Linked DNA regions of Homo sapiens: region 2 is linked to region 1. Evidence: chromatin loops called from intact Hi-C (ENCODE). Cell type or tissue: dorsolateral prefrontal cortex. All regions are shown on one strand. Each heading gives the region's core, and the rest is flanking DNA. Links, peaks and the distances in the headings are about the cores only. Region 1 overlaps RERE (arginine-glutamic acid dipeptide repeats). Region 2 overlaps RERE (arginine-glutamic acid dipeptide repeats).

What was found. Hi-C counts contacts between places; a loop is a spot of excess contacts. Peaks named below come from ENCODE experiments on the same cell type or tissue, not always from the same donor. Only the 100,000 strongest peaks of a DNase experiment are listed, where the experiment ranks them.
Region 2: it touches region 1 in a loop (3-fold over the local background); 95 of 110 quality-filtered maps call a loop at or near these places.

Annotation. Positions count from the first base shown.
Region 1 is chr1:8,725,340-8,728,253 of GRCh38, forward strand. All of the region lies in intron 1 of RERE (arginine-glutamic acid dipeptide repeats), which reads right to left. Among named protein-coding and RNA genes, the nearest start is that of RERE, 91 kb to the right of the region's middle. In dorsolateral prefrontal cortex, for the core only: CTCF peaks have their summits at 1,362 (motif pointing left) and 1,565; a DNase peak (open chromatin) is centred at 2,732; H3K27ac peaks cover 1,957 bases.
Region 2 is chr1:8,557,513-8,560,426 of GRCh38, forward strand. It overlaps RERE (arginine-glutamic acid dipeptide repeats), which reads right to left. Exons shown (of 23, transcript NM_001042681.2): 5 at 1-11. Among named protein-coding and RNA genes, the nearest start is that of SNORD128, 64 kb to the left of the region's middle. In dorsolateral prefrontal cortex, for the core only: no CTCF peak of the experiment used is centred there; a DNase peak (open chromatin) is centred at 1,606; H3K27ac peaks cover 472 bases.

The sequences.
Region 1 (2,914 bases), core at 308-2,807:
CGGATCTCTTGAGGTCAGGAGTTTGAGACCAACCTGACCAACATGGTAAAGCCCCGTTTCTACTTAAAATACAAAAATTATCCGGGCATGGTGGTGGGCGCCTGTAGTCCCAGCTACTCAGGAGGCTGAGGCAGGAGAATTGCTTGAACCCGGGAGGCAGAGGTTGCAGTAAGCCGACATCGTGCCACTGCACTCCAGCCTGAGCAACAGAGTGAAATTTTGTCTCAAAAAACAAAAATTGCAATTAATAGTTTAAAATATTAAATCTAAATTTATAGGAGATTCATTAGTTTGCCCTTGGTAATCCCCACTTTCTGCCTTGTAAAGCCTAAGACCCTAAGAAGCTCTACAAACTAGAGCTTCTTAGGCTTCAAAACAGTTCTTTCCAAACCATATTTGATGAATTATATGTAAGATGAGTCAATAACATAAGGATTAGATTTCCCTGAAAATGCATAGAAGGTTAAAAATTAGAAGAAAAAGTGATAGGCATAATAGGCTCTGGGTTTTGCTTAATGCAAACGTTCTGAAAGGTTCAACATTAACACAGACATTCACAAATGAGGCATCTAATTTTAACTTTGTTTTAAAAAGTTGTTTAAAAAAAAAGTCAAAATAAGTCAAACTCTTCCCATTTGTTTGAATAGAGGGTACATTTACTTCCTACCCAACAAGATTTGAAAACAAAAGACATATTAGCTATAAAGATATATTCCTTTCACTTAATGCTCCACAAATGTCTGAAAAGCAAACTCAACTCAATTTAGTTGAGTCAATAAGGGAATTCCAGTTTTCCTTTTTTCTTTTCTTTTTTTTTTTTTTTTTTTTTTTTTGAGACGGAGTCTTGCTCTATCGCCCAGGCTGGAGTGCAGCAGCGTAATTTCGGCTCACTGCAAGCTCCACCTCCCGAGTTCAAGCAGTTCTGCCTCAGCCTCCTGAGTAGCTGGGATTACAAGCACACGCCACCACGCTCGGTTAATTTTTATATTTTTAGTAGAGATGGGGTTTCATCACCATGTTGGTCAGGCTGGTCTCGAACTCCTGACCTCGTGATCCACCCGCCTCGGCCTCCCAAAGTGCTGGGGTTACAGGCGTGAGCCAACGCGCCCGGCCAGGCAATTCCAGTTTTTCTAAGACAGTATTGTAAACCAAGCAGAGATATTCCCTAGGGCCATATAATTCTGATACATTAGCTAATCTTTGTAAGCCAAATCAGAGCACTTCTTTCCAAAACTCACATTTCTACCAAACCGGGACACCGTGTGGTGGGGAAAGAGTTCAGAACACCTGGTATATTTTTCCAAAGCAAAATTTAACTTTCCATTGCCAGGAGAAGCATGAACATGTTGACTTATACTGCCCTCTAGAGTCTCCTTCTAATATTTTTTAGCCTGAAATAATTAATTCTAATCATAAGACTCTTCTAATTACTCAAGCTTTCAGTATTCTAATATTGTAAACTGACGTTTATTTATTTATTTATTGAGAAGAAGTCTCCCTCTATTGCCTAGGCTGGAGTGCAGTGGCACGACCTCAGCTCACTGCAACCTCCACCTCCTGAGTTCAAGCAATTCCCCTACCTCAGCCTCCAGAGTAGCTGGGATCACAGCCATGCACCACCACACCCAGCTCATTTTTGTACTCTTAGTAGAGACGGGTTTTCACCATGTTGGCCAGGCTGGTCTCAAACTCCTGACCTCAGGTGATCCACCCGCCTTTGGCTCCCAAAGTGCTGGGATTACAGCATGAGCCACTGGGCCCAGCCAACTGACCTTTTTTCAGTGGATTAGTAGTCTTTTTTTTGGAGGGCGCGGGGTGGGGGGAAAGGAGTCTCGCTCTGTAGCCCAGGCTGGAGTGCAGTGGCGCGATCTCGGCTCACTACAACCTCCGCCTCCAGGGTTCAAGCGATTCTCCTGCCTCAGCCTCGTGAGTAGCTGGGATTACAGGCATGCGCCACCATGCGCAGCTAATTTTGTATTTTTCATAGAGACAGAATTTCTCCATGTTGGTCAGGCTGGTCTTGAACTGCCGACCTCAGGTGATCCGCCCGCCTCAGCCTCTTAAAGGGCTGGGATTACAGATGTGAGCCACCGCATCTGGCTAGTAGTCATTATTAAAACATACAATATTTCAATTACCCACTGTTTTTTATTTTTTTGTTGTTTGTTTGTTTTGGACAGCGTCTCGCTCTGTCGCCAGGCTGTTGTGCAGTGGCACAATCTCAGCTTACTGCAACCTCTGCCTCCCGGGTTCAAGCGATTCTCCTGCCTCCGCCTCCCAAGTAACTGGGACTACAGGCACGCGCCACCACGTCCAGCTGATTTTTGTATTTTTGGTAGAGACGGTGTTTCACCATGTTGGCCAGGATGGTCTTGATCTCTTAACCTCGTGATCCGCCAGCCTCGGCCTCTCAAAGTGCTGGGATTACAGGTGTGAGCCACTGAGCCCGGCCAATTACCCACTATTCTTAAAGGTCAGCAGTACTTCCCCAAAGGACAGGAATGCACCCCAAACAGAATCTTCTAATTTGCTTATTTAAAAAAAGTTTTAAATAGCTCAAACTGCAAAGACTTCTAAAACAAAGACCACTTGTAGCATATATTAATTAATCCATGTAGCCCAGAGTTTTGTCTAGCAAAACCCAAGTTCACACATTTGACCACATGCACACGAACCTCAGCCAACGCAGCCAACGCTCCCCAGAGGCTACTTCTGCAGCTAAGCATCTGTCCTTTCAGCTCCTGGCAGTTCCTGCCTTTTCTCTTGCCAGGCAACCAGAGCTCTAAAGGGATCTTAATGCACTAATGAGAAGCCATGACAACCAAGACCTGCGGTAGCTGCAAAGCACAAACACCAGTATCCACTTTTACTGAGCACGCATGCAATAAGCAATGTGCTAAGGAATCCAAGTAAA
Region 2 (2,914 bases), core at 92-2,591, 170 kb before region 1:
TCCCTCTTACTCTGAAAAGGAAAATCTAACAGCATTAGGAACAGGATTTCAGGTGGCCACAAGTGCATATCATACCCATGACCAAAAGCCCCTGTAAACGGGTGGACACGTAGATAGGGAGAGACACAATTACCATCAGGACCACAACAATACATAAGTCAGTTATGAGGTCAAGTTTTGTTTTTTAAAAACACCCATCAATAGATCCCTCTCACCTTACCCCTCTAAACTGCTTATTTCAGGAAACAAAAGGAGACCAGTCTTGAATCTGTTTATCTCCCCAGTTTAACTAATCCATTCAAAATTACATTTTTATTTAACATTAACTATACAATACTACATTAATATATCCTTCTATTTTAATCTTTAATCATTTTGGTAAATATTTAGAGTCAGTGTTAGCTGACTGTCAAGGCTCATTAAGGGCAATAAGGCTAGAAAGAACTTACCCCACAAGGCCTGGCACAAAATAATCTCTTCTCCAAGGTTTGCCTATTACCCAGACTAAATCAGATTCTCCTTCCACTGTTTAGCCACAGTTATTGTTAAGTGCCAAATGAATATAGCGAAGAATGGGTGGTGATGAAGGTACTATGAGTCCAGAGACCTCATCTCATTTATTTCCGAATCTCCAGATAATAGAACATCTTGTATAAAATTATTTGTGAATAATGAAGAATTTTATGATTATCACATAAATGATCCTGTAAATGTTTGTAGGACACTGCACTATGTTATCCCTAAAAGTTAATTTTGTTCCCAGTTTGTTCAGAGAATAAAGGATCAAATATTGCCCTTCCATTAGCAAGTTATGGGGCTGCAGCTTGCAAAAGATCATCTCTGTGGCTGGTCAAGAAATAGCTCAACAGGGAGTGCACTGAGGTTCCCTGCGGCCTCCTAAAATACTTTTCCAACCCATGTGCGGCCTTAACAGGCTTCTCCAAGGTGAATGCAGTATCATGCCTTTCAGCAGCCTCTACGTTCTCATCACAGGCCCGTTGGTCAGTAATGAATGAGAGCTAAAATTCAAGAAATGCCTCATGTTTATAAAGGGGATGCCTAAATCCTAAAATATGATAAAAGAGCCCTCATTAATGAAGGAAGATGCTTCCTGCTTTAACGAGCAAGTCACAAATATAGCCAACACTAAAACACCAGGAAGGTTCCAAAAAACCTTTGCTAAAAAACACTTAAAAGCCATTTAAAGAATCAGAAAGATGACAATTGCCACAAGTTTCAACAGAACTCAAATGTGAAGATGTGTTATTTCTTTTTTTTTTCCTTTTCTTTTTTTTTTTTTTGAGAAGGAGCCTCACTGTGTCGCCCAGGCTGGAGTGCAGTGGCGTGATCTCGGCTCACTGCAACCTCCACCTCCTAGGTTCAAACGATTCTCCTGCCTCAGCCTCCCAAGTAGCTGGGATTATAGGTGTGTGCCACCATGCCCAGCTATTTTTTGTATTTTTAGTAGAGACATGTTTTGACAATGTTGGCCAGACTGGTCAGGAACTCCTGACCTCAGGTGATCCATCCACCCACCTCGGCCTCCCAATCTGCTGGGATTTCAAGCATGAGCCACCACGCCGGCCGAAAATGTGCTGTTTTAAAGTAAATACAAAAATTAGCCGGGTATGGTGGGGCATGCCTATAATCCCAGCTACTCAGGAGGCTGAGGCAGGAGAATTGCTTGAACCTGGGAGGCGGAAGTTGAGGTGAGCCAAGATCGTGCCATTGCACTCCAGCCTGGGCAACAAGAGCAAAACTCCAGCTCAAAAAAAAAAAAAAAAAAAAAAAACAGAACAAAACAAAACAAAAAACCAAAGTAAATAACATAAATACCAAGATTCTTTTTTTGCATTTAACTGTGCCAAATACACATGCCTACAAAAATACGGCATCATCACTGGTTTAATTACACTTTATACATAGAATAATCCTACATGATGAGTACTCTTTAATATTTATGCATTTTATGCCTTTATATTAAAATTTCTGATGGCAAAAAAAACTTTCTACACTGTTTATGCTTCAGATGGGAAAAAGAGGACATACCAGTATGTTAAATAAATAGAATAAATGTTACATGTAGCAGTTTAGAGAAATAATTACTTTCAGCAGGGGATTATGGATGTGCTAACATCTGACTTGAGAAAAAATGGGAGAGATTTCAATGAATTTTTTCATTGAAATAAAGATAGACAAACTACTGAACATATCCAGACCCCACAGTCCATCTGCATGCATCAACGAAGCCATTCTGGGGAAATATGGAGAAGAACCTGAGTCCTGACTCTGTCTGGCCTTTAGTGAGCTTACAGGACAACTGGAGTTTTCTAACTCTATTGCTGACCAAATACACAGGCAGCAAGGGACAAATCGCCAGGACATGGGAGAGCAGCTAGAAAGTGTAGGAGATCAGGATATACCACCTCAAAATATGCTCTCTGGCACAAGGATTATTTAGCCAAGAACTTAAGAGGGGTAGAGGAAAAATTATATTTTGTCTCCAAGAAAACTTAGTTTCTTCCCTCGGCAGGATAATAAAAAGCAGGACCAGGATAAGATTACTCATTATAGAAAAAATATATATAAACCAGGGGAAGAAGCAGCACCTGTTTGGCAGTGCTTGGGGATGCATTCAGTTAAAATACGCTGTCTATAATAAGGACTTGCTCAACCTCAGCACTACTGACATTTGGGCCAGAGGATTCTTTGTTGTGGGGATCTGCCTGTGCACTGTTAGATGCTTATGACATCCCCGGCTTCTAACCACTAATTGCCAGTAGCACCCATCGTCCAGTTCTGACAACCAAAACTGTCTCTAAACATTGCTAAATCTCCCCTGTGGGGACAAAATTGTCCCTAGTTGAGAAATCACTGGTCTAGTAATTCATTTTGTTTTGTTTTTTAAGGAAAA